Linked DNA regions of Mus musculus: region 2 is linked to region 1. The links are chromatin loops, found by intact Hi-C in ENCODE. Cell type or tissue: left cerebral cortex. All regions are shown on one strand. Links, peaks and the distances in the headings refer to the core of each region. The heading gives the core; the rest is flanking DNA.

Region 1 (10,160 bases), core at 1,510-9,509:
CAGTGTGATTTTACTTTTTAATATTTTTGTATGCATGCTTGTTTATGGTATGCACATATGTGTTTATGTATGTGATTGTACAATATGCATGTCATATATGTACAAAAGAAGGTCAGAGGATGACCTTGGGTGTTGGTCTTCACCTGTCACCCTGTTTCAGACAAGGTCTTTGGATGTTTGCTGATGAGTATGTCGGGTTAGCTGGATCACAAACTTCGGGGAGTCTCTTGTTTCTGCCTTCCATCTTGCTGTAAGAGTGTTGTGTTATACATACATGCTACCTGGCTTTATGTGGGTTTTGGGCACCTACAAGGTCAGGTGATACCTCATGAGATTGGTTTATTTTATTAAAGATAATATTTTAGTTTTTGAAATTACAGTATCATTGCAATCCTCCCTTCTCTTTTCTCCCTCCAAACCCGCCCATGTAACCCCAACACCGTCATCCAAGTTCAGTGCTTCGTTTTCTTTAATTGTCTAAACATGTTGGCTGTCACATCTTTACTTTTTTTTTAAGACGAGCATGTTTACACATTAATTACATATTTAAAAAAGCAATAGAATGAGGAAGCCAGGCTCTAGTGAGTTGGAAAATAAGGGGTGGGGACATATGAGTTAAGGATGATTTGGGGCTTCACATGAATTCAGTGAGCTAGACAGACCACTCGCCACCATTGGTATAGAGCACCCATCTGAGGACACACATCCTTGGAGCCTTGTTTAAGCTCTTGTGGTCCAAGAGACTGTAGTGTTCTGAAGTGTTCCGGGAACTGTTAAGCAATGATGTTTACTGTGGTCAATTTAAATGTGGTCTTGATGGCTATACTCGAAGAAGTAGAAATACACCAAAGAGCACAGTAGGGAAGACATCAATTGAAACTGAAATTAGAGCTCACAAGAGGAATTTAGCATCCACTGGGAATTATACCAGGTGATGGTCTCAGCAACGGAGACGGGGAGAGGGGAGCTACCTGCCATAGCTACATTAGGATGTCTCATTCAAGAAGAAAATGACCTGGACAACTTTTTTTCTAAGTTAAACCATGAACTTATTGGCATGTAAAAATGATGAACATTCTAGAGTGTAGCTGAAGAAGGCATACTTCCCTTTTATCTCTGCTCCTAAGTCTCCTTGTGAATCATTCTGTTAGCATTAAGATAGGTATATCTAGATGGTTTTCTGAGCTTTGGGGCTCACATATGTGTATGTGAACACACAAAAGAGCCATGTGTGCAGAGTATATACACACACACACACACACATAATATAAATGAAGAAGACTTTCCAGTTGCATCATTCTAGTGCTATGGATGTGTCTCAGTGGTACAGTGCCTGTCCACATTTGTCCCATCCTTCTGTACCTTGACAGCGGGCTGCGTGTGAGGTACTGATTTATCTCTTTTGGAAGCTCTTCTCTGCATTTTATCTGTGGAACATCCCGCAGCTGCGGTCCAGAATTGACCTTAAACATAGTCTTCTGACATTTTCACCCTGACAGTTTGGGGTGAATGGTTATAATGTCACTAGTGGTTGGCAACGTCACTAAATGGGAAGATATTCGCATAAAGATGGTAGAAAATGGCAAAAAGGTTTTGATTTGGATAATTTATGGGCCAACGAGTTTAAGAATTTGTGCTTCCAAAATCTTGTTTTGCATGGTTTGGGGGAAGTGTCTTCATTATTTAAAACCTGAGTCATCTCTTTTAGAAATGAGAGCCTAAGGGTGCCTGCCTTGCAGGATGGGCTAAGTGAGGTAGTGACATTGCCAGGCGTGTGGTGAACACTCACCAAGTCAGCTGTCCTCTTATTTTAGACCTTTCTTTTATTTCCACTACAGTACTTTTGAATACCTCTAAGCCCCTGCTCCTAGTCCTTCTGAAAATTGCTTTTGCGAAGGTTTCACTTGCTTGCCTGCATTTCAGATCCAAGTCTTACACACATTTTCTATTTTCAATCCATCATCTCTGCTCTCACATGCCAAGCCTCCTACATGGCATTTTGGAATCAAACCAAGAACAACTCAAAATGCCTTACACACAGATTCTTGGACTTTTCCTTATAGTGACCTGTGGCTGATCATTCCTTGTTTTTTTTTTTTTTTTTTTTTTTCCTTCGAGGTAGGGGGTGTGTGAGGGAGTAGGGTAGTGATTACAACTTCATTTCTTGTTTGATTTCATGCCCTAATTTTCTGAATGGACACTTGATTTTAATGTCAAGGATTGGAATTTTCTTTGATCTTGGACTTCTGCTTATTCCTATTTGTCCTCGTGTCACTAACTTGGATTGTCAGCCTGTGTGGGGCTGCCTTGTATGGATCTGGTGTTTAATCAGAGTATATCTTAGTGTACATCAGGTATACCATGTGCAAGGGACCCAAGAAGACTTCCCTAAAGGAAGTTATTGATACTGATATGAGATATGAAAAAGAAAAAAACCCTCAAATATGGATTAGGAGAATATCCCAGGCAAAAGCAATAGTAATATTCAAAAAACCGGACGTGGGAGAAGTCTTGGGGCAGATTAGCAAAGGAAACAGAGCTAATGATGAGAGTGGAAAGGGTGAGGTGCTGAGAACTGGGGTAGGACTGAAGCCATGGGAAGGGTTCATTCCTCCCAGGAGTTTCTCCAGCTGATTTCTAATGATAACTGTCTAGACGGTTCGTCTCAGCCATGATGACGGTATGTTTGGATTTCATAGAACACAGCCATATTTCATTCCTCTTTTGTGATTAGTGAAATCTTATGTCTGTCCAAAGAGACAGATTCTTGTAGACCTCTTTTAACTAAAGTAAAGAGGATAAAAGAACCAAGACCTCAAGTCTACATGCATATAGAGTGAACTTGAAAGTAGCTCCCTGTGTTCTGAACAGCAGTTCTCTATTCTCCATTCTTACCCCTTCCTTTTCAGGAACTTCCCTTTGACATTTATTTATCATCTAGGGTCTCAGGTGGCTCAGACTGGCCAGCCTTGAAACTTGCTATGTAGTTGAAGGTGACTCTGAACTTACGGTTCCCTTGCCTATGCCTCTTTAGGGCTGGGATGGCATCACCACATTCTATTGATTATATGCTGGGGCTTGAACCCTGGCCTTTCTGCAGGTTAGGAAAGCAGTCTACAAGATCAGCTATGTACTCAGCACTCGGCCTTTCAGTTTTGTCCAAATATTGTCAAGTAAAGCAAATAAACAAAACCAAAAATAAACCTCAAACATATACAGCCCAGAGCCGGCTCCTGGCACCCTCTATGTTCCCTGAGGTAAGCTCTGAATTTTCGTAGCCTCAGTTGGGGGTGTCCACAGCCCCAGCAAAGGACTGATGTATACTCATCCTTTCCAAAGTCTAACTTTCAAAGCATGTGGGGATGAGATGTGAAAAGAAATTCCAGCTTTTTGTTGTAGGTAGAATTAAGAAACATATCTTCATTAACCAAACCCCTGGAAATTCAGACTAATATAAATTAGGACTATCTATATAATGAATGTAAACCTATTTATAGAAACATAAAACCATATGAAAATGTCTGATAAATAACCTTAATTGGACTCTTAAAAATACCTAAGGCATCTCTCTTATGACTTCACTTTGTGTTACTTAAAAGAAAAATCAGAGCAAGTTTCTTCTTTCTAAGAAAGGTCCCAGAGCTGGGTGTGGTAGCCCATTGGTAATCTTAGTACTTGTGAGTGAGGCAAGGAGGGTCGGGATTGCAAGTCTAGCCTAGCTTCCATGAGACTCTGTGCCTCAAGCAAAAGATAATAAAACCTATTCTACACCCTCACCAAAAGAATAAGGAAAAAGAAAATATATAATTTCTCACTGGCTCCATCTACTTTCTCTTAGGGAACCATTCATTATTTGTTTTCTCTCATCCCCAGATTTTTCATTAAATTCATCTATACACTAATATATCTCCAGGAAAAATATATATTCACCTTCCCACTCACACACATGAAGCTGAAGTTTTCGTTGTGTGCAGTCTAGAGGCTTCTTGTGAAGGTCTCTTTCCCTCTTCTTTATGTGTGTGTGTCCTGGTAGATAGGTGCACATGCACACGCATGCTCACACATGTGAAGCCCCAAGGTCGATACTGAAAATGATCCTTGATCACTTTTCAACCTTGCTCTTGGATGCAGTCTAGTTCCCTTAGTTAGACTCAGAGCTTGTGGATCAGATTCGGCTACCTTCGTGAAGCAGCCCCATCCAGGTAGTCTCTGACTCTGCCTACCAAAGCTGGGATTACAGGCAGCTGTTGTACCATTCAACGTTCTCACCAATCCAGTCCCAGATGCTCAGATGCAGCAAGTGTTTCAACACCGAGTCCTTTCCACGGGGCCTTGGTTATCTATTTTCAGATAATACCAGGGGACCAAAGATGCCAGGGGAAGATTTTTTAAATGTTAAGAACCAGCAGCCTCGGACAAATTGGCCACTTGACCTCTTTTTCATAGTTACAGATTTATTTCCCTAACATTTATACTTCTATTTCTTATTTATTTTTTTTGGTGTGAGGTTAGCTCAGGTATCCATGGCCTCAAGGATTTATGCAATGATAGGAAAAGAAAAGTGAATTGTTTTAAAGGGAAGCGTTCCAAAACAACATATTGTTGGCAGTACTGAAAAATGACTCTCCCGGGAACAGAGGGAAATTTAGAGATAAGAGTGAAGGAGAATGGGAAAAGAACCAAACAGACAGGGACATGAAGCTATTCACAAAGAACTGAATTTTTATGTAAGAGCAGCAAGAGAGTTAGAATGAAGGCTGAGAACACACACATGCACACCCACACACATACTCATGTATACATACACATACATACACACATACATACCACATGCACACATGCATGCACACACACATACTTGTATAGTAAAGTGTGAAAGTGTGGAAGATTGCACAAGAATGATGTCTGGTATGTTAAGGTGTGTGTGTGCATGTATAGGTATACATGAGTGTGTGTGTATGTGTGTGTATGTGTGTGTGTGCATGTATAGGTGTGCATGAGTGTGTGTATGTGTGTGCATGAGTATGTGTGTATGTGTGTGCATTTGTAGGTGTGCATGAGTGTGTGTGTATGTATAGGTGTGTGTGTGTGTGTGTGTGTGTGTGTGTGTGTGTGCATGTGTGCGTTGGCTCATGGCTTGATGGTTCAGTCCATCACAGTGAGAAGACATGAGAACAGGACCCTGCAGCAGCTGGTCACACTGTGTTCAGTCAAGAAGCATGCTTCCAACCTGGAATTCTCAGGTCTTTGCCAAGACCTCAGGTTTTTCCCAGCTCTTTGGAGCAGCGCCTGGTCACAGAGTAGGTCCAGCCCTGGAACTGGCTTTCTTGGATGCTCTCCAGCTTAAACAGGTAAAGTTGAGGTGGTCATGTTCATTGGGTGTGCATCAGCGCTGGTGGGAACTGGTCAGGTGAATTTCAGCCAAGACCAAGGGTAGAAGGTAATGAGCCCCTTGCCAGGCTGCGTCGGTGAATGGAAGGACCATAGGTTCTCAGTGCATGATTTGACACCTGACCAGGGATTTTAGAATTCAGACAGGATAGCCTCCTGTGTACAGCATCAAAATGACGACACTACTCTCATGAGTTCTTTCCTCCCATGTTGCTTCTTTGTGAAGACTGACGTTAAGAGGCTGGAAGATTCATTTTTAAAGTGTCAGTGTGTGTGTGTGTGTGTGTGTGTGTGTGTGTGTGTGTGAGAGGGATGTTACTGTAGTTGCTTTCCCAGCCAAGAGGACTTTGAAACATTAGTTTCCTTATAAATTAATAGATCAGAAGGCCACTTCATACCCCAGATATGTCACCTGGATTTCCTAATTATTTTGATTTTCTAGGGCATCTTCCACCTCCTTTAGCCAATCTATTGCTCTTTGCAGTTGTTTACTTCCAGTGTGTTATTCAGGAGTCAAACTATCTGTCAGTTAAAACTTCCTTGTTAAGGTTAAGTTCAGCTGTTACAAAAGGTAAAAGAACCGTAGGTTACACAGGGAGATGTTTTCTCTTTCATCGGTCATGTTCGTTCTCCTGTTAATGCCTGGATAGGTATTCCACGGTCCTTTGGTCCTCTTAAGCCGTAAAGCCTGCAGGCACCCAGTTCCTTTTGCCCATTGCCCTGCCATTAGGACTTTTCATAATCCCTTTGCAGACCAGATGCCTATCCCTGCTCATACCATCATGTCTACATTCTAGCTAGCAATAAGAAGAAAGGGAAGAAGGAAGGTTTCACACTTCTTTCAGAATCTTCCTACAGGCCTGGAGGTGTCTTGTCTGAAGCCCTTTCATATGAAGCTCAGTGATAGGAGTCCTGTGGCTTCACATACAGTCACAAGGGGAGCTGGGAGTACCCTTGTCCTGGGTGGTCATGCACCCGGCCAAAGGCTGATGGTTCTATAACTAACTGATTGAGGAAGAAGGTTATGTTAGAGCTCGCTCACTAAACCCACCAGTAACTGGATAGATCCGACTCTTTACAGCAATGTGTGATTTGAGACATAGAATAGTTTCTCCATCTGGGAAATCACTGATGCTGACCTCCCTGAGAGTTTGCAAGGATACCGAAGGGAAATCAGGCATGGTGTGTGAAAACGCTGCAAGCCAGAAAGCAGCACGGAGGACATCATTAGACAAGTAGTTCTTTACCAAATTCTCCATTGTGGAAGTGAACTAAAGGAGAGGTGGAGACAAGTTCCCTTTTGGAGACAAGTTGATGGGGGGAAATGTGGAACGTGCCTGTGTGAAATCAGACAGAAGACTTGCCAAGGTGGTTGTTCAAGTGTGCTGTCAGCTGCGGCCAGGAAAGGATGTGTTGCTGTAAGAGGAAGTGTTTTCCTCCAGTATTTCAGCAGCATTGGTCTGGACTCACACTTTTACTGTGAAAGGCTCACATTACTTATAAGTGGTAAAGAGATCTAAGAATTTTTATGTTAGAAAGGCTGCATTGGAGCTGGGGGAGAGGGGTTTTAAAAAGTCCAAATTCGCTTGACTTTTGCCCAGTATGAAGCACGTCATAGCATATGATACTTGCTCTGGGAAAAGAATTAGCCGTTGTTTTTCCCTTCTTGATTTTAATGGCACCTGATGTAATAGGAATGGACCGAAATAAATATTGCATATAAATGTTTATTAGGCCTGTAAAAGCCTCCTGGTGCTGAGGCTTCTGAGCAGAAAGATGAAGGTAGAATTAGGTAGTAAATGCAAGCAGACTCAGCAAGCACAACTGTGAGGTCATTTTATGAGTAAGCCCATCGAAACATCGGCTATCTTTGAGTTTGGAAAAAATATAATAAACAGCAATAATAATAATAACAAGAAGACTGCAAAAACCCAGCAAGAAGAATAAGGACAGGTTAGTAGATGATGGACTTTTGGGAGGAGGTGGGTCTTGGCCTATACTTTTGTTGTGGTCCAGGAGGCACCTGTACAACACAGTGATGAGCCTGCAGCATATTGTCCTTGGGCTCAAGGTCTGGTTCACAGAGGTATTCAAGCCATCTTATAAGACCAAGAATTCCATGAAGTTGTTTCCTATACACACAGAGGGAGAAGGAAGTGGGCACACACTGTCTTATCATGTTCTTGTCATACAGAAAGAGACAGATGGAAAATGAGGGGTTTAAGATAACCCTTGGACTGGGCACATCTGGATATAAATGCATTCTTTAATTAAGCCTCAGACGTTCTGGAGTGAGTTATCTACTTTTCTGAACTCTGAGGTGTTATTGTGAGGGGCTAGGAAGGCAGGTTACATGCATCAGAGCATAGAGCTGCATTTGGAAACATCTAGCTGGGGTACCTCCAAGGAGGTCGAATGAAGACCGTTTACTTTCCATCTTGTGAACCCATTTGACCTTACACATTTGCATGGTCATATCCTTAAAATATGAATTTTGAAACCACAGTCTTTCCTATTTGTTTAAAGCATTCCAACTCAAGTAAAAAGGTGTGTTTATAAACCGGAGAGTTTTCTACGGGAAGAACCTTCTCCTAGCCTGATTCCTACATTTCTCCCAACCTGCTCCACCTTCATGTTTCTCTGGCTGTTTCTAAATAGAGACGGTATCAACTCTTTAAACTTTAAAGAAGTATTTATTTTTCTATTTCCTTTTTTAAATTACCAAATACCTCATTAAGAAACCCTATTTCTGTTATTTTGCTAAATGTGTTGACATGCCAAACAGTCTACTTTGTATTTATAAGTGCAGGTTAGCACTGCTTTCAAGTTTAATCAGAAAAGCTTTTTTTTTTTTGCAGAGAGTAAGGGTTAATGCAGAGACTCCTAAATGGTCAAGTTGCTGAAAACAAGCTCATTCATAAATGGGACATCTATGTTACTTATGTCCCCCAAGGCTCAGAGAACATGGCTGAAGAAGGGGCAGAACGAATGTAAAAGCCAGAGGTTCAGGAAGAGTGCTCAGAAATGCTGTGTTCCTCACTTAAGGCTGTGGCACTCATAGAATCACAGGCGCTGTGGTTAATTGCACAGGATGTGTGAAAGATTGGGCGTGTCAACATTTCCTTGTGGACTGGGGAGGGGCTTAATAGGCCTTACCATTACTAAGGATCTATTGGCATTTGGTGGCTACTGGGGGTGGGGTGGGGGAGGAATCGTTTTTTCTTTGGGGATGCGCTAGGTGGTAGGGTGCCCATCCTTGGTGAATGGTCCTGCACCCACGTGCACATGAATGTGGGAGGATGATGTTTTGGGAGGAGGAATCTGGTGTCGGGTGTGGGTAGGAGTTGAGGATGGATATGATGAGGACACTGTGTATATGGGTGAAATTGTCAAAGAATAAATAGAAAATATTCTTATAAAATGTGAACATGTATTTTATAACACCCAAATTTGAGTGGAAACATTAAAATATTTAAAAATAATATTTTATTAAATCTTAGAGGATTTCATATGTGCATACAAGATATTTTGAGCACATTTACTTCTTCACACTCCTTCCCCACTTCTTCCTAGAGCCACTCCCAACTCCACCCTCTTCTTCTTCTTCTTCTTCTTCTTCTTCTTCTTCTTCTTCTTCTTCTTCTTCTTCTTCTTCTTCTTCTTCTTCTTCTTCTTCTTCTTCTTCTTTCTTCCTCTTCTTCTTCTTCTTCTTCTTCTTCTTCTTCTTCTTCTTCTTCTTCTTCTTCTTCTTCTTCTTCTTCTTCTTCTTCTTCTTCTTCTTCTTCCTCTTCTTCTTTCCCTTCTTCCCTTCCCTTCCCTTCCCTTCCCTTCCCTTCCCTTCCCTTCCCTTCCCTTCCCTTCCCTTCCCTTCCCTTCCCTTCCCTCCCCTCCCCTCCTCCCCTCCCCTCCTCTCCCCTCCCCTCTCCTTCCCTTCTCAGCCAGTGCCAACCTGATTTTCTCATGTGCTGTAACCATATTTTAAAAATTTAAAGTTTCTGGCTTAGAGGGAAGATTCTCTCTAGCTTCTGTGATTCATCTAATATTTCACTAGTGTTTGTATCACGAGTCTAAAGAGCAGATACACACATTAAATTAATCAGATGTAAGGAGCTGTGAGGTCGTCCCCCAAAGGGTAAGAGTAGCAACCCTTCAGCTTGTTACTATGTGAATTCCTCCCTGTGTTCTAGACAGTAGACTTCCATACAACTTTAGTGCAAAATAATGGTGCAGAAGTCTTAAATTAATTAACATTTCAAATTTCTGAGACCACTGACAATACAATTTTATTTGCCTCGGGGGTATAACTGAAGAAACAGATATGTATCGCAGAGACCACTAATTCAAAAAGCAGCTTTAACCCCAACTGTCTGTAGGATAGGTCATGGAGGTTTTGTTTCTTTCTTCAGTTAAGAAAATGAGCCCCAGAAGCTGAAGGGTTCCCTAAAGAGAATGGCAGAGCTATGTTCATAATCAGGTTTCCTGTGTCTCAAATTTATGTTGATGGTCTATTGTACTCAAGTCTATGAAACATGGACTTCAATAGGTCCATGGGGACGTTTGAGTCATTTCCCATAAAGATCAACCCTCACTTTTGGAACTGTGCTGGCCAAGCTTTGTTCTGTATGCATGTGCAGCTTATCACAGTGGCTTGTGTTTCTGTTGCTCTTTTCTCTGAGAAAGGCCAGGCGTGTTTTAGATACTCGTGTCTAATCAGCTCTGATAGCAGGTTATTGACACAGAGGACCGTGAGGCTTGTTTGGCACTTGCCT
Region 2 (10,160 bases), core at 1,077-9,076, 93 kb before region 1:
TGAGGGCTCATAACTAGAAGCTCATGTTCTGGTGTCCTTCACTTCTGGTGTCCTTCACCGATCTCCTTGTCCTGTCAGTCTGACGCCCACTATGGATATCTTTGCTCCAGGTCTCGCTGTATTTCACTTCTGCCTGAAGTAGCTAGTATTCCTTCCTGCCATTTTCAACAATCCAGACCCACTTCAAATTTTTCCTGAGCCCTCTTCTCCTTCAGGCAAAGACTTTGTTTTGCTTCGATTTCATCTCATAGATCCCTCTAGAATACAGGGCAGTAATTTTTTTTTGGTTAGCATTCTTTTTGATCCATTACAACATAAGTTTATTGAGTCGGGCGGTGCACACTACTTTTTTATTTTCTTACTCTTATGACTGGATTGCATTTTGGACTCCAGTTCTGGGAGTGAGGATCAATTGCTTAAATGATAACAGTACATTAGCTGTTCAGGGATACTAGACTGTTTCTTGGTGGTATAACTCTTAAGAGACAGGCTGTGGGAGGAGCCCCTGGAAGTGGAGCTGATCTGGGGAGGTGGGTGGCACAGAGTACCAACATCTCACTTCTCCTCTGACAAAACCTACAACAGGGTCTCTGTACAACTTTCTGGATGGATCAGTCTTTGGTGATCATCTCCTTTGGTCTTAATCGAGGTTTGATTTTCACAGTCAGGTTCCTTTCCTTATAAATCAACTATAAGAATCACATGCTGATACTATACTTTCAAAACACACACACACACACACACACACACACACACACACACCCGACATACACACATTAACCTCCCCTGCACCGCCCTCTCCCCCCATTTTGGAGAAGTAACAAAGGACATGAAGGGTTGGGATGCTGCAGGAAGCTGAACAATGCACTGGACAGCTTCTACAATTATCCTGTCCAAATGCTAATAGTGCTGACGTCAAGAAGTGCTGACACAAAGCCTGAAACTCATGAAGGTCACACTGTGTATGGAGGGTGACCTGTGGGGGACTTCTAGTCTTTGCACACAGTGATGATTCTCTTCTTTCGGGGGGGCCTGGCAGGTCCTGAAATAGAACAACGTCCATCTACGTCACAAGCTCACAGTTGATAGAGAGATCACATCAACAGTGGTTCCTTACATAAACACCATTCTTCAAAACACAGGCTCTTCAAACAGCTGGCACTGGGGGGAGCACAGCCTCTGCCCTGCTCTGGGACCCCCAACTAGGATCTGTCATGCTAATGTAAACAGGACAAGCCTCTCCAGCCCCAGCACTGTTTACCAGGAACCTGCTAGAGTAAACAAGGCTGTTAAGCTTAACTTAGTGCGCAGCTGTAGTCACTCTGACCCCTGCATTTGCAGAGCAGCAGTAACCTTGGGGGTGAAACTGACAGATGCTGTAGTCCAGATTGGTTTAAAGAGGGGGAGGGCTTCTGAGTGCTTTCCAAGGGGATGATGGTCAACTCTCTTCCCAAGAGTTAAGAACTGACTCAAAAACAAAGAAGCCAGTCCCAGCATCCTCCCGGCTCTGAGGTGAGGCTGTCAAGGTCTGTGACAGCTGCGCACGGAAGTGTGGGAGGCTTAGGCAGCACTCTTCTTCCCACAGGTGGAAATCACACTCTTAAGTAGAAACTGGGCCAGGTTTTTGTTTGTTTGCCATTTTAGAATTTGCATTTACGGAAGAGCAAGCAAAGAGGGAAGACTCTTAGGGGACATTACAGCCCAGCCTGCAGCTCCAGAGATTGCTGTCCTGATAGGAGCAGGCACACCTTCCCCACCCCCACTCCCCACTCCCACCCTGCCTCCCCTTTTCGGTTCACACTATGCTGCAGGGCTGGCAGGGGACACAGTTTTGTTTATTCTCTGGCTAGGCTTGTTGAGTGGGAGAAAGCGCATTCTCAAATGCAGCTACTGTGGCACAGTCAAGCAGGTTCCGGTTCAGCTGTAGCTTCCGGTTATTTCCGTCTACGTTTTGCTCTGTCAACTCCTTAAAAGTTACATTAGTCCTCCATTGCAGCAGTTCAGCACCTAGACTATTAATGTCAAAAGTTCAGACCTAGGCTCCAGCACTCACAGGTTGGGTGTGCTCAGGGGGGCTGCTTGGCCTTTGTGCACCATGTTCCTTGCTAAAATGAGGGAATACTTGTACCTGCTTCAAGCGGCTGTGTGGATTTCAAATATTTAAATATTTGATTTTTAAAAGGTTTATTTATTTATATGAGTACATGCTAGCTGCCATCAGACACACCAGAAGAGAGCTTCGGATCCCATTACAGATGGCTGTGAGCCACCATGTGGTTGCTGGGAATTGAACTCAGGACCCCTGGAAGGAGCAGTCAGTGCTTTTAACCTCTGAGCCATCTCACCAGCTACCGGATTTTAATGGCTTAATACCCGCAAAGGACATATGGGACAGTTTCAGGTGGATGCTGGGTATTTTATTTGCCAATAAACACCTGCCGCCTTAAGTGGGAAGCTTAGCCTTCATGAATTGGGTTGTAAATGTAGCAGCTTTTGCTATAGGGAGCAGGTACCCGAAAGCCAGTGTGCGTGTGTCAAAGCCCCAGTGTTCCAGAGCTGATTTTCACCCTCAGTTACAAAGGATTTTGTCCTTTTAAGGCCTGACCTTTTTGAGGGCCCCATGTGTCCCAGAAAAAGTGTCCACTGGCTTTTCTTAGGCTACCCCTGAGCTGACCACAAGCTTTTCCTTCTATTGGAGTAGGTATGATTTTTGGGATAGTGAGTCCAAATTGGGTCAAATCAGAATTTTCTGGAGCAGAGAGCTGGCACGTCTGAAGAAAAGCCCTGTAGTTCGGCGGTTCTCAACCTTTAATATATTTCTCATGTTGTGGTGACCTCATAACCACAAAATTATTTTCACTGCTACTTTATAACTGTAATTTTGTTACTGTTATGCATCATATAATGTGTTTCCCCGATGGTCTTAGGCTTCTCCTGTGAGAGGGTCTGTCAAGTCCTAAGAGGTCACAACCCACAGGCTGAGAACCTGTGGTGTAGTTTCCCTGATTTTAAACTGAATTGAAGTGATTCTGGTGGGAGCTGAAAAGAGCCTGGATTCATCCAGGGTTAGAATGGCATGGGAGTTGGGGGTGGGGGGTGGGGTGGGGGGGTGAGGGGGTGAGGGGAGGTGGACGGGATCAGGAGTTGGAAGGGGTTAGGAGGTGAGCTCGCTTTTCCACCCTTTGGCTTGTGGAATCCTCCTTCAGAGGCTCAGACAGAGGAATGGATCCTCTCTCTGGAACCTGGCTGAAGAGATCTACCAACACTGGCTGCTTACCTCTAATCGAGTGAGGTTTGTGTGTTTGTGTGTGTGCATGCTGCACAGTGTGCGGATGGAAAGGGAAATGTGGTCATAGGCCATGCCCGTGGGGAGGGCAGTATATGGATACAAATGTGGATTTCAAGGTGATAGCCCGGGGGGTCAATAGCAATGGGTAGAAAACCACCAGAATCCAGAAGAGAGACAGGACCGATTCACAAAGTCTCAGAAGGAATTAACCTTGCTAAGACCTTGGTCTTAGCCCTTTAGTCTCAAAAGTGTGAGGCTACCTTCCTGCTCTTTAAGCCACCCAGTCTAGGGTGCTTTGTTATAGCAAGCCTAGCTAAGCAACACCCATGGGAATGTTGGAACTTTCTGGAAACAGGTAGAAGCTTCTTCTCGGGCAGGCTGATTGGCCCTGACTACCCACACCGTCCTATTGTCATTGCCAATCACGTTTTATTCTGTGACCTGTGGTCTCACTCAGCCCTAGATCTCCTGTATTTCTCCAGTGGAACATTGCCTTGCTGTTGCAGGCTGTGTAAGTGGGGGCCAAGAATGGAGCTCTTTGTTTAGAAATTGCGTGGTGTACCTAAATAACAGCTATGAGCATATGGAGAACTTTCAAGCCAGAGGCGTTTCAGAACTAGGCAAGGGAAGAGAGCCTTCATTTGTCAAAAAGACATTTCCTGTTCAGATCCATCACAATCTTCCCTGCAGCCTCCCTTCCTGTCCCTCCTCCCCAACCCCAAATATATAAGAGGCAGCGTAGGCCCAACAGGATGTTAGAAGAAGTGGATTAAAAAGAAATAGCACATCAGATAAAACGGGGGAAAAAAAACCCCAAAAGACCACTACAACCTCAGTTCTTTCCACTTACTTAGGCATGAAATTCCACCTGCCAGCTTTTCCTGCAGACTGCTAGATTGTATGTAGTGGTCTGTATGCTTACACCCCAGCTCTGAAGCAGGCAGAGCCAGGTTCAAGGTCCACTCCAAGCCAGCTTGCTCCAAGGATGAGGTAGGGCTGGCTCTCCAAGGTGATCTCCAGTTCAGGCGCCCTGGATGCTGGCTGCTCAGTTCCCGTTGCTGATGCTCCACAGCTTCAGAGCTCCTGGCTCTGGAAAAGCCCCATTGGAATGAAAACACCTCACTGGCTGCCAGGGAAGTGGTGAGGGAGGCAGTGAGTGAGCGAGCGGGCGAGCGGGTGAGCGAGAAGGCAAGGAGGCTGTACTTGCTCATGTGTGAGAAGGAGGTGACTCCTGGGTAGTTCATATCCTGGTTTCACACCCCATTTACAGAGTGTCCCACAGATTTCTCTCTTGTCACCCAAGCCACAGTCCTGGGAAAGCGCCAGTCTTCCAGTTGCTTCTGTCACAGATAGTCATGGCTTCATGGTAGGCCTTAGTTAAAGGGAATTTTTAAAATTAATCTTTTCAGGTTAGCATACAAAGTAATGGGCTCATTATCGAATTTTCTTTTCTCTTTTCCTTATTCATTTTTTATATCCCTAAATGTTGCCGCCCCCCCCCCCCGCCCTCTTTACAGATTTCTTGCCCCATCTTCCCTCTCCTTTGCCTCTGAGAGGGTGCTCCCTTCCCCCTTGCCTGGGGATCAAGTCTCTACAGGATTAAGGGCATCTTCTCCCACTGAGGCCAGACAAAGTAGCCTGTGCTACATATGTGCTGGAGAACTCAGACCAGCCTGTGTATAGCGTTTGGTTGGTGGCTCAGTCCCAGGGGTCCAGGTTAGTTAACACTGTTGTTCTTCCTATGCGGTTGCCACCCCCTTCAGCTCCTTCAGTCCTTCCGCTGGCTCTGCCATAGGGCAATTCTGTCCATTTTATCCTTTTGTTGGTTTCTTTGTGAATGTCCTATCATGCCACCCAGTCCCATTCACCACCCCCTCCCCTCGTACCTGCCGCCCACCCTTGCAACCTCCCCGCAACAGAGGAAAAAAAATCTCTATTGTGTCACAGTGTGTCCCATGGTGTACCCTTCAGCCTGCTTCTTTGCTTGTGAATGTTCATTGCAATGACTCCTGGCTCAGGTCGGAGGCCTCTGGCTTCTGCGACTCTGTGAATACTGGATCCTCACGGAGACTTCTCTCAGGCATCCTGATGTTGCCCTGTGTCATGGAGATGCTTATTTTTGCATATGTAGGACCTGCTCCTTCATGCACTCCAGCAGTTCATTGGTAGATGTTGGGGTGGGCAGGCCAATCTCAGAGCCCAGGAGCTGGGCCTGGGAGGGAGCTGAGCTGGTCAGCCCATCCTTATGGTACTTTTGTATATGTGATATACGTTTTTTCTTCTTTTGTTCAACTCCCCTACGCCCTCCTATTCCCTGGCCCCACACTGCCCCTCCCCCCCAGCTCATTTCTTTTCTTTCCACAGTTAGACCATGCTGTCGTCTTTGTGTGTGTGTTTAAGAGTTATCTATTTATTTCATGTATATGAGTACACTGTAGCTGTACAGATGGATATGAGCCATCATGTCATTGCTGGGAATTGAACTCAGGACCTTTGCTCGCTCCAGCCCTGCTTGCTCTGGCCCCAAGATTTATTTATTGTTATATGTACGTACACTGTAGCTGTATTTAGATACAGCAGAAGAGGGCATCGGATCTCATTAAGGATGGTTGTGAGCTATCATGTGGTTGCTGGGATTTGAACCAGGACCTTCGGAAGAGCAGTCAGTACTTTTAACCGCTGAGCGATCTCTCCAGCCCTATGTTGTATTCTTCGAATATGTTCCTTTACCCTATCTCCTACCTCCCTAAAGATCTCTTTCTCTTCCTTTTTACAGCCCCTCTCAGTTTCGAGATACACACACAATTACTTTTAATTTTTGGTTTTTCATACAGAAGCAAACACATGGGGTTTGCCTGTCTGAGCCTGGGTTTTTTTCTCCTGACATAAAGATGACCAGTTGCATCTATTTTCTTGAAAACATCATGCTCTCATTTCTCGTCATGGTTTGTGTACACACTGTGTTTTCTTTATCCACTCATCTGTTGCTGGACTCCTGATGTGATCTGTATCAAAGCTACTGTGAGTGCTATTGCTGTCATGGATGTGCAAGGATGGGCTGATGGGCACTTGATCTGCTCTATATCACGGCTGCTGTGAGTGCAATTGCTGTCATGGATGTGCAAGGATAGGCTGAGCTGCTTTCCTGCAGCAGCTTCGGAAGGGGAACTCCCATGTCCATCTGTAACTGCAGCTAGTCCCCACAGTGACAGACGTGCCTAAGGATATGTACATCCTTGTATAACGATGACCATGTGCTTTCAAGGATGACAATGTCTGGATATACCTTTTGACAACTCTCTTTATAACTGCTAATTCATAGCGAGATTTAGAACATAAAAATAATAGTCATAATCCCTAATGCTCAATTTAGAATGTGCTTCCCCACATTCCCCTCACCCCTCTGCCCCCCCAAAACCCAAAAAAACCTGTGCACTGGGAATGTCACCTCCAGAGCAGCAGCATGAAAGGGGGACTTCTGTGAAGTGCTTCAGCCTCAAGGACTCTGTCTTCGTGAATGGACTGATGTGGGTTTTAGAAGGACCGGAGGATGAGAGTGCAGACTTTTACTCTCACTTTCTCTTGCATGTTCTCTTGCCTTTTGCTGTGGGTTGGTGCAGCAGGAGGACCCATGCCAGGCAGGAGCCCGTTGACCCTGGCCTTCCCAACTTTTAGAAGAGTGCTCTTAAAATCATTAAAGTACATTTGTTTATTCAGCATATGCTCTTGTGTGTGCGCATGCTCGTGTGTGTGTGTGTGTGTGTGTGTGTGTGTGTGTGTGTGTGTATGCACATGCACTAGAGGATACCTTGCAGAATCTTTTCTCCTTCTTCCGTGTGGGCTGTGGAGAGGGAACTCATGCCATTAGGATTGGTGACAGGTGCCTTTAGCTGCTGAGTTTTGTTTTTTGTTGTTGTTGAGACATCACCTCACTGTGTAGGACTAGCTGACCTGGAACGTACTAGGTAGAACAGGCTGGCCTTGAACTATGTGCCTCTGCCTTTCAGAATCTGAGATTAAAGGCATTGGGCCACCATGCCTTTAACTACTGAACTTGCTTAAATCAGTGGCATGGTTTCGAGCTTGCAGTTATTGAAGCACAAGACAGGTATGATACGTACTGATACTTGCTGAATGTGTGGTCCACGTGAGAGAATGGAGAGCACAAAGCATAAAACTAAGGAGGTCAATTTAGATAAAATCTATTTAAGACCTTCCATGTGCCAGGATGCGCACTATTCTTTGTTATGTGTTTGTATCCTGGGCATAGGGTAGAAGTATGAATTAGAATCATTTTCAGAACTTATCCTGAATCATTGGAGAAGGATCATTTATATGGATGACATGAAAAATTGTATTAGAGTTTGAAGGTTAGCAGGAAGAAGGTAATTATTCAAAAGAAAAAAAAGAAACAAAATAAACCTCAAATCCAGCCAAAACATTTTTTTCCGATTCACTGAATAGTCTAATCCCTGAATGTTTTCAAGGTCAAGATTCAACCTTGCTTAGAAATAATTGGCTTCTTGCCTCAAGTCAAGAGTTTGGCTTTAGAGCCAAGCATACTAATCAGAAACAGCTTTTGGAGAGCTCCATTGTCCCACCTCCACCACAGTGACTTATCAGCTAGTGAGACCTCAAAGAAGTTTGTGCTGTGGATGATCAGGAATTTGAGCACTGGGTGACCATGGGGAGGAGCACTGGGTTACCAGGGAGTTGAGTGCTGGGTGACCTGGGTGTTGAGTGCTGGGTGACCTGGGAGTTGAGTGCTGGGTGACCAGGAAGTTGAGTGCTGGGTGACCTGGGAGTTGAGTGCTGGGTGACCAGGAAGTTGAGTGCTGGGTGACCAGGGAGTTGAGTACTGGGTGACCAGGGAGTTGAGTGCTGGGTGACCTGGGTGTTGAGTGCTGGGTGACCTGGGTGTTGAGTGCTGGGTGACCTGGGAGTTGAGTGCTGGGTGACCAGGAAGTTGAGTGCTGGGTGACCTGGGAGTTGAGTGCTGGGTGACCAGGAAGTTGAGTGCTGGGTGACCAGGGAGTTGAGTGCTGGGTGACCTGGGAGTTGAGTGCTGGGTGACCTGGGTGTTGAGTGCTGGGTGACCTGGGTATTGAGTGCTGGGTGACCTGGGTATTGAGTGCTGGGTGACCTGGGTGTTGAGCGCTGGGTGACCTGGGTGTTGAGCACTGGGTGACCAGGGAGTTGAGCACTGGGTGACCTGGGAGTTGAGTGCTGGGTGACCTGGGTGTTGAGTGCTGGGTGACCTGGGTGTTGAGCGCTGGGTGACCAGGGAGTTGAGCACTGGGTGACCTGGGAGTTGAGTGCTGGGTGACCTGGGTGTTGAGTGCTGGGTGACCTAGGTGTTGAGTGCTGGGTGACCTGGGTGTTGAGTGCTGGGTGACCTGGGTGTTGAGTGCTGGGTGACCAGGAAGTTGAGTGCTGGGTGACCTGGGTGTTGAGTGCTGGGTGACCTGGGTGTTGAGTGCTGGGTGACCAGGAAGTTGAGTGCTGGGTGACCAGGGAGTTGAGTGCTGTCTTTAGCAAGTGATTCTGCATTTCTTTTTTCCATTTAAAGTTGGTGAAGAGTTTCTCTAAGTTGCAATAAGAGAAATACAGCTTGGAACTCCCATAAGTAAGCACAAAGGAACCTTGATAAGAACTCCAATGGAGTTCTTTCTATGGCAACAGAAAGGTCCCACAACCCCCTGGAGAAGAAGAATTGTTCCTGTGTTCCCTTACATGTCTGTCTGTGTATTGCCTGGAGAGAGTCATAGCAGGAAGGATAGATAGGCAGTCTCCTTTTCTTGTTGTCAAAGCACTCGGGCATTTTGGATCACTCAGATTGTGGTTCATGAAGCGAGTTGTAGGAGAAAAGAGGTAAATGTCACCTAGCCATCGGTAAAAGGAAACTACAGATTAGGTACATGAACGAAATAGAAATTTAAAATTCGGAGATCGTAATCATGGCATTGTCAGGGGTTCAACATCTCACTAAATGTCAATTATTTCATGGTCCAGTATGGTAGCGTAACCTCTGGGTATCATGTCTACATTATAACAAGGAAAAAAAAAAGAAAGGCTATGAATAGGTATGGCATGAAAACAGAAAGAACTATTCAGAGGGGATGGGGAACCCACAAAAGAAGGCTGGGGCTGGCAAGATGGTTCAGTTGTCCATGCTTGGATTTCTCTAGTAAAAATTGCTCTGCACCCTACTTGGACTTTCTCTGTGTTTCTCCAAAGAGACTGGTTTGATTTTGAATCCCAACAGTAGTTACTCTTTCACAGATGCCAGAGGCATTCACTGGGGGTGGCCTGAGTCCACAGGAGCACAGTGTCACTTCCAACAGCAGCTTGATGGACAAACACACTTGGAGGTGGTGGGGCTGCAGCCTGAGAGTCTGCATTCCTAGAAAGTTTACATGAGATGGATGTAGTGGGGCACAGACTGTGCTCTGAGTGTAATGGGTTTAAAGAAGCTTCCCTGTGGCCATCCAAGTCTTAGCTTGTAGTACAGCATCAAGGAAGAAATGGGCTGAGAGAGTCAGAGCCTCTGCTAGTGGTTCTCCTACCTGAGAGCCCTGGGGAGCCTATGAAAATACAGGCTTGGGAAATCCCATCGTTGGATTTTCACATGGCAGGTTTAAAGTGGTGAACAGACATCTAGCTTACCTAACAGTCTCTTTGGGTGATTTCTGACGAATGTGGTCGACTACTTAGAGAGCAGGTGACTAGGGCAGTGTGAGGTCTTCGTCTTTTGGATCATAAGCCTACAGATGTGATGGTCTGGGGATTATGGAATCTCAACTCTTTTTATTCATTAAAGGAAGACATGTTGCTATTTTCTGTGTCTCAGCAAAACACTGCACCAAAGCCC

What was found. Hi-C counts contacts between places; a loop is a spot of excess contacts. Peaks named below come from ENCODE experiments on the same cell type or tissue, not always from the same donor. Only the 100,000 strongest peaks of a DNase experiment are listed, where the experiment ranks them.
Region 2: a loop joins it to region 1, with 5 times the contacts of the local background. A loop is called at or near these places in 4 of 42 quality-filtered maps.

Annotation. Positions count from the first base shown.
Region 1 is chr13:111,296,135-111,306,294 of GRCm38, reverse strand. No RefSeq gene overlaps it. Among named protein-coding and RNA genes, the nearest start is that of Actbl2, 46 kb to the right of the region's middle. In left cerebral cortex, for the core only: no CTCF peak of the experiment used is centred there; DNase peaks (open chromatin) are centred at 1,884, 4,333 and 4,631; H3K27ac peaks cover 1,718 bases.
Region 2 is chr13:111,388,860-111,399,019 of GRCm38, reverse strand. No RefSeq gene overlaps it. Among named protein-coding and RNA genes, the nearest start is that of Gpbp1, 96 kb to the left of the region's middle. In left cerebral cortex, for the core only: no CTCF peak of the experiment used is centred there; DNase peaks (open chromatin) are centred at 1,611, 1,841, 3,886 and 4,487; H3K27ac peaks cover 2,727 bases.